2 separate regions of the Homo sapiens genome follow, and region 2 is linked to region 1. Evidence: chromatin loops called from intact Hi-C (ENCODE). Cell type or tissue: PC-9. All regions are shown on one strand. Each heading gives the region's core, and the rest is flanking DNA. Links, peaks and the distances in the headings are about the cores only. Region 1 has its middle 120 kb from the start of GCNT1. Region 2 has its middle 60 kb from the start of GCNT1.

Evidence for each region. A loop is a pair of places that touch in the nucleus more often than their neighbours do. Peaks named below come from ENCODE experiments on the same cell type or tissue, not always from the same donor. Only the 100,000 strongest peaks of a DNase experiment are listed, where the experiment ranks them.
Region 2: a loop joins it to region 1, with 6 times the contacts of the local background. A loop is called at or near these places in 3 of 110 quality-filtered maps.

The regions. Positions count from the first base shown.
Region 1 is chr9:76,575,677-76,578,592 of GRCh38, forward strand. No RefSeq gene overlaps it. Among named protein-coding and RNA genes, the nearest start is that of GCNT1, 120 kb to the left of the region's middle. In PC-9, for the core only: no CTCF peak of the experiment used is centred there; DNase peaks (open chromatin) are centred at 1,825 and 2,175; H3K4me3 peaks cover 1,693 bases; H3K27ac peaks cover 1,948 bases.
Region 2 is chr9:76,517,671-76,520,586 of GRCh38, forward strand. No RefSeq gene overlaps it. Among named protein-coding and RNA genes, the nearest start is that of GCNT1, 60 kb to the left of the region's middle. In PC-9, for the core only: no CTCF peak of the experiment used is centred there; DNase peaks (open chromatin) are centred at 1,541 and 1,971; H3K4me3 peaks cover 536 bases; H3K27ac peaks cover 1,580 bases.

The DNA of each region.
Region 1 (2,916 bases), core at 318-2,817:
TACATAGAGCTGAAAATGTGTGCTGGGGAAATAATATATGGGATGCCTGGGTGGAGGTAGGGGCAGTACACAGCCATAACATGCTAGATCCTGTGAGACCAGAACCCAGTAAGCTGATGGGGAGTGTGTTGAAGAGCTTCCAATTTAACTCAATTTGCCTGTTTAGCTGATTTCACTACTGTGAACTTTGAAACAGCAAGATTCCTCCTATGATCATATCCCCACCTCCAAATTTACTTCTCTTTATTTCATCTGTAGAAATAACCTCTGGGTTCTGATACACTTAGGAGCTTCTAGGGCTTCCCTTATCTTTACTGTCTACTGTCTAGATATGTATGGAATCTAGTTGAACTATCCCCTGTGTCAGTAAAAGAAGCTAACTAAATGGTATCTCTGGGTCTGAAGATTTCTTGATTCCTACGGCTTTCATTTACGCAAAAGGAAAGAACTTGATTTTTTTTCTGTATATTATGAATAAAATCTCATTTTTGGCGCTTTTATGAGATACTCTAATACATATTTAAATTGCTTTTCATTTATTCTTGGATTCTAGAATAATACGTTAGTAAGTACAAAACCAAACCAACAAAGAACCTCAAAACTACTAGCCCTACACTGATTACACATAAAGACTGGACTCTAACATTGCTCTGTGTTCTAAGGGGCCTGGGCTTCATTTTTAAGATTCAAGAAAAAAAGCACAAAAAGGAACCCAGCCCTTTCAAAAGAAGAAATGAGGATGAAGGTGGGGGAAGGCAGAGTTAAGCTAAATCTCCGTGCTAGAGAAAGAGCGTGTGTATTACAAGGAAGTGGTCTGTTCTAGCAGGCAGTTGGGCGATGAGGTTGAGGGAGGTGGAACAGTTGACTCATGGCTCCGTCTTGCATTTGGTTTGCTGCTAAGAGCCTTTAAAATTCTTAACTATTTCTGGGGGCTTTCTTAGCTCAGTAGTCACTGAGAGAAATGAGCTGAGCTAAGGAGTGCAAGGGGAAACAGGCTCCCTGAAGGGTGACCCAGAGGGTGTCGCTTTCTGGGCACTGGTTTTAACTGGATTGGATGACATTTGGGGATTAAGTCAGTCTCCTGGATATCTCATTATTCATCCATTTGTTCCTTTTGGAAATAGTTATTGCATACATAGGGTTTTCAGATGATTTAAACCAAAACACCAGACTCACAAAAAATTTATAGACAAAAATAATCATATTCCATTGATATGGAAAACTTATTGATGATCAGTTAAAGATGGTGGTTTCAACATCTATGTTTATCTCTGTTCTCTCCAAACATTCCAATAAAATGAAAATGGATGATTTTTTTTTTTTTTTTTTTTTTTTTTGAGACGGAGTCTCACTCTGTCGCCTAGGCTGGAGTGCAGTGGTGCAGTCTTGGCTCACTGCAAGCTCCGCCTCCCGGGTTCACGCCATTCTCCTGCGTCAGCCTCCCGAGTAGGTGGGACTACAGGCGCCCGCCACCACGCCCGGCTAATTTTTTGTATTTTTAGTAGAGACGGGGTTTCACTGTGTTAGCTGGGATGGTCTCGATCTCCTGACCTCGTGATCCGCCCGCCTCAGCCTCCCAAAGTGCTGGGGTTACAGGCGCAAGCCACCGTGCCTGGCCGATTTTTTTTTTTTTAAGGCACAAACCCATAAGGACAAAGAGACTTGGAGTGGAGGAAACACCAAGGAAAAATGGAAAGATGGAAAGCTGACGGATGAGTGTGAGCTGACCCAGCAGATTCGGTGAGGCCAACACCTAAGCTGGCAGTGAGGGAAAGTGAGTCATCCATCCTATTTGCACCACAGAACCACAAAAATGCTCAGAAATTGGGGCCACCAGGAATTTCTAAAATGAGGGTAAATGGGAAAACAGAGTCAGTCAAAAGTCTTTTTAAGAAGCAGTTAGGCCGGGCGCAGTGGCTCACGCCTGTAATCCCAGCACTTTGGGAAGCCGAGGCGGGCGGAACACGAGGTCAAGAGATGTGAAACCCCGTCTCTACTAAAAAAAAACTACAAAAAATTAGCTGGGCGTGGTGACGGGCGCCTGCTACTCAGGAGGCTGAGGCAGGAGAATGGTGTGAACCTGGGAGGTGGAGCTTGCAGTGAGCTGAGATCGCACCACTGCACTCCAGCCTGGGCGACAGAGCGAGACTCCGTCTCAAATAAATAAATAAAGAAGCAATTAGACTCCCAGCTTCCTTCTCAATGCCTTGCAGCAGAAGACCTGCCCCTCCCCTCACCTTTGCACTAGACTGGAAATTTAGTTTCTAGAGCTGTACTGCTCAATACGGCAGCCACTAAGTACATGTGGTTTCCGAACTCTTTAAGTCTGGTTATTCTAAATTGAAATGTGGGTTAAGTGTGAAATACATGCCAGATTCTGAAGGCTCGGTACAATTATAAAAGATTTTTAAAAACATTGATTATATGTTGTAGGCTGGGCTCAGTGGCTCACACCTGTAATCACAGCACTTTGGGAGGCTGAGGAGGATGGATCACTTGAGCCCAGAAGTTCAAGATCAGCCCGGGCAACATAGCAAAATCCCATCTCTACAAAAAATACAAAAATTAGCCAGGTATGGAGGCACATGTGTGTAGTCCCAGCAACTTGGGAAGCTGAGGCAGGAGAATCACCTGAGCCTGGGAAGGTCAAGATTGCGGTAAGCCATGGTAACATCACTGCACTCCAACCTGGGCAACAGGGCAAGACTCTTATCTCAATAAATAAGTAAATAATGGAAACATTGATTATATGTTGAAACAATAATATTTTTGATCAATGGGATTAAATAAAACACATTAAAATTAATTTCTCCTGTATATTTTTATTATTTTTTCATGTGACTGATAGAAAATCTAAAATGACTTCCGTGGCTCCCATGAGATTTCTGTTGGACAGCGCTGCTCCGGAGAGTATGA
Region 2 (2,916 bases), core at 157-2,656, 58 kb before region 1:
GCTGGGATTGTTGCACTCTCTTACAGGAAGCAGGAGAATTAACCAACACTGAGGAGAAATGGGGAGATACAAACTATCTCATGAGGCTGTCCTGCAAGCCCTGGAGCAAGCTGAGCCCAAGCCTGTTCATTTATATCATCCAATACATTTGATTGTTTAAGGGAGAGTGATTTTTTTTTTAAGCATTTCCATCGGAAAAGGTCTTCATTCACACTGCAGTCTGTTAGAACATATTTCTTCAGGCTTTCAGACTAGAACACCCTCACCTTTCAACATTCAGCTCAGATATCACCACCTCCATGAGGTTTTTTTGTTTTTGTTTTTGTTTTTGAGACAGTCTCGCTCCATCACCTAGGCTGGAGTGCAGTGGTGCAATCTTGGCTCACTGGAACTTCTGCCTCCAGAGTTCAAGAGATTCTCCTGCCTCAGCCTCCTGAGTAGCTGGGATTACAGGCGCCCACCATCACGCCTGTATAATTTTTGTATTTTCAGCAGAGACAGGGTTTCACCATGTTGGGCAGGCTGGTCTCGAACTCCTGACCTCAAGTGATCCACCCGCCTCGGCCTCCCAAAGTGCTGGGATTATAGGTGTGAGCCACTGCGCCTAGCCTATGAGATCTTTTCTGACCATCTGTGTCCCCCACGGCCTTACATAAATGTCCACTCTTTTCTCTGGCTTCCACAGTATCCTAGACAGAATTAATCACCATCATCTAAAATAGGCCATTGAACTTACTTGTGCACATATGTGTGATTTTTTTTTAAATCAACTTTATTTTTTAGAGCAGTTTTAAGTTCACAGCAAAATTAAGTGAAAAGTACAGAGAATTTCCATATTCCCATATACCCTCTACCTTTCCTGTCCCCAATTAATATTGGGGGATAATAGAAATATCCCCAATTACCTCCCCACTTTTATTTATTTATTGAGATGGAGTCTTGCTCTGTCACCCAGGCTGGAGTGCAGTGGCGCCATCTCAGCTCACTGCAACCCCTGTCTCCTGGGTTCAAGTGGTTCTCCTGCCTCAGGCATGCGCCACAACGCCTGGGTAATTTTTGTGTCTTTAGTATAGATGGGGTTTCACCGTGTTGGCCAGGCTGGTCTTGAACTCCTTACCTCAGGTGATCTGCCCACCTCAGCCTCTCAATGTGCTGGGATTACAGGCGTGAGCCACCGCGCCCAGCCATTGCTGCTACTTTTAATGGCAAAACCCACAATTACTTTTGCACCAACCTAATAAATCGATAAAGTCAATTAATTTGCTTAATTTTGATTAACCACTCTTAAGGGAAAAAAATAATTTTAGATATTTTTTCCTCAAATAGAAACCATAAACAATCGAGGGGGAAAATACGGACTTACTGATAACCTTTTATAATTTGGCTGAATTCAGCTTGTCTTTATTCTCCCTGTGAAATAAAACCTTACTGAAAACTAAACACCGCACCTGAATTAAAGTGTCCTGTCAGGTTTTTTTCCTGCCCACAAATATTTCTGTTCAGGAAATTTGATCTTTAGGAATCTAATGTCCTTTCCTCACTGCCTAAGCATGCAACTGAAATAACAGGGTGGGTGGACTGATCCCTCATGTGTGGTTACAGAGCTGCGGGCTCAGGCAGGTCGAAGTTCCTTCTGTTCACCAGGAGAAGAGAAGAAAGAACGAGGAGCCGGAGACAGTGCACTTTTGTGGGTCTCCAGCTGCATTCTTTCCCAAGCCATTTCTAGAAACTGCATGAGGGAGGTCAGGGTACACCTGTTTCCTAGGAAGCTGGACTCCACTTCGCATGAAGTGCAAACAAGGAAATAGGGATGGAGAGTGAAAACAGGGAAGAGTATGAGTGCAAAAGCTTGAAAAAAAATAGTATGCATTTTTGACTTAGGAGGGCAACAATAAACCAGTGGGACAAGAGAGAGGAAAGCCTTCCCCAGGAATCTTTCCTCATAACTTTGCGTGGTAGGTGGGCTGTGGGGACAGACATGATTCAGTACTGCTGTGTCACTTAACAGTTGAATCTGCCCTGGAGTGCAATGTCAGACGATGAGAAATTGCCTACTCTAATTTTTATAGCCATTTAAGAATGTTTCCCTCTACCTGGGCACTATTGACATTTTGGGCTAGATAATTCTTTGTTGTGGGGGTGGAGGCTGTCCTGTGCATTATGAATGTTTGGCAGCAGCCCTGGTCTCTACCTGTTAGATGCCAGTGGCAACCCCAACCCAACCCCAAGGCATCATCTTGTGATAAAGATGCCTCCAGACATTGTGAGATGTCTCTTGGAAGGTAAAATCGTCCCTGCTTGAGAACCCCTGATTTATAGGAATAATTTCGTTTCCATCGCAGTGCCTGTCTTATATTGGGCAGAGTGTTTACTATGTGAAAGTTACTGACTAGGTACAGGTTTACCTTGGTGAACCAAATATTCATGATTGCTGCTCGTATGGGACTTAAATCTGATGAGTGAAAAGATGGATGGGTGAATGTAGGATGTCTCAAAAAGCAGATGTGATTTCTCTTAGGAATCAACCAGTGTTAAAAAGAAAAAATGTCACCCAGCCTACTTCCTTTCTACTCAATCACAGGGGGTTAAAAAGAATCCTTGTGTGAGGCAGGCCAAGGAGTCCCCCATCAGATAACTCAGGAAAAAAAAGCAATAATGTTGGCTGGGCATGGTGGCTCACACCTGTAATCCCAGCACTTTGGGAGGCTGAGGCAGGCAGATCATGAGGTCAGGAGTTCGACACCAGCCTGACCAACATGGTGAAACCCCATCTCTACTAAAAATACAAAAATTAGCCTGTTGTGGTGGTGCGTGCCTGTAATCCCAGCTACTCAGGAGGCTGAGGCAGGAGAATTGCTTGAGCCTGGGAGGCGGAGGTTGCAGTGAGCCGAGATCATGCCACTGCACTCCAGCCTG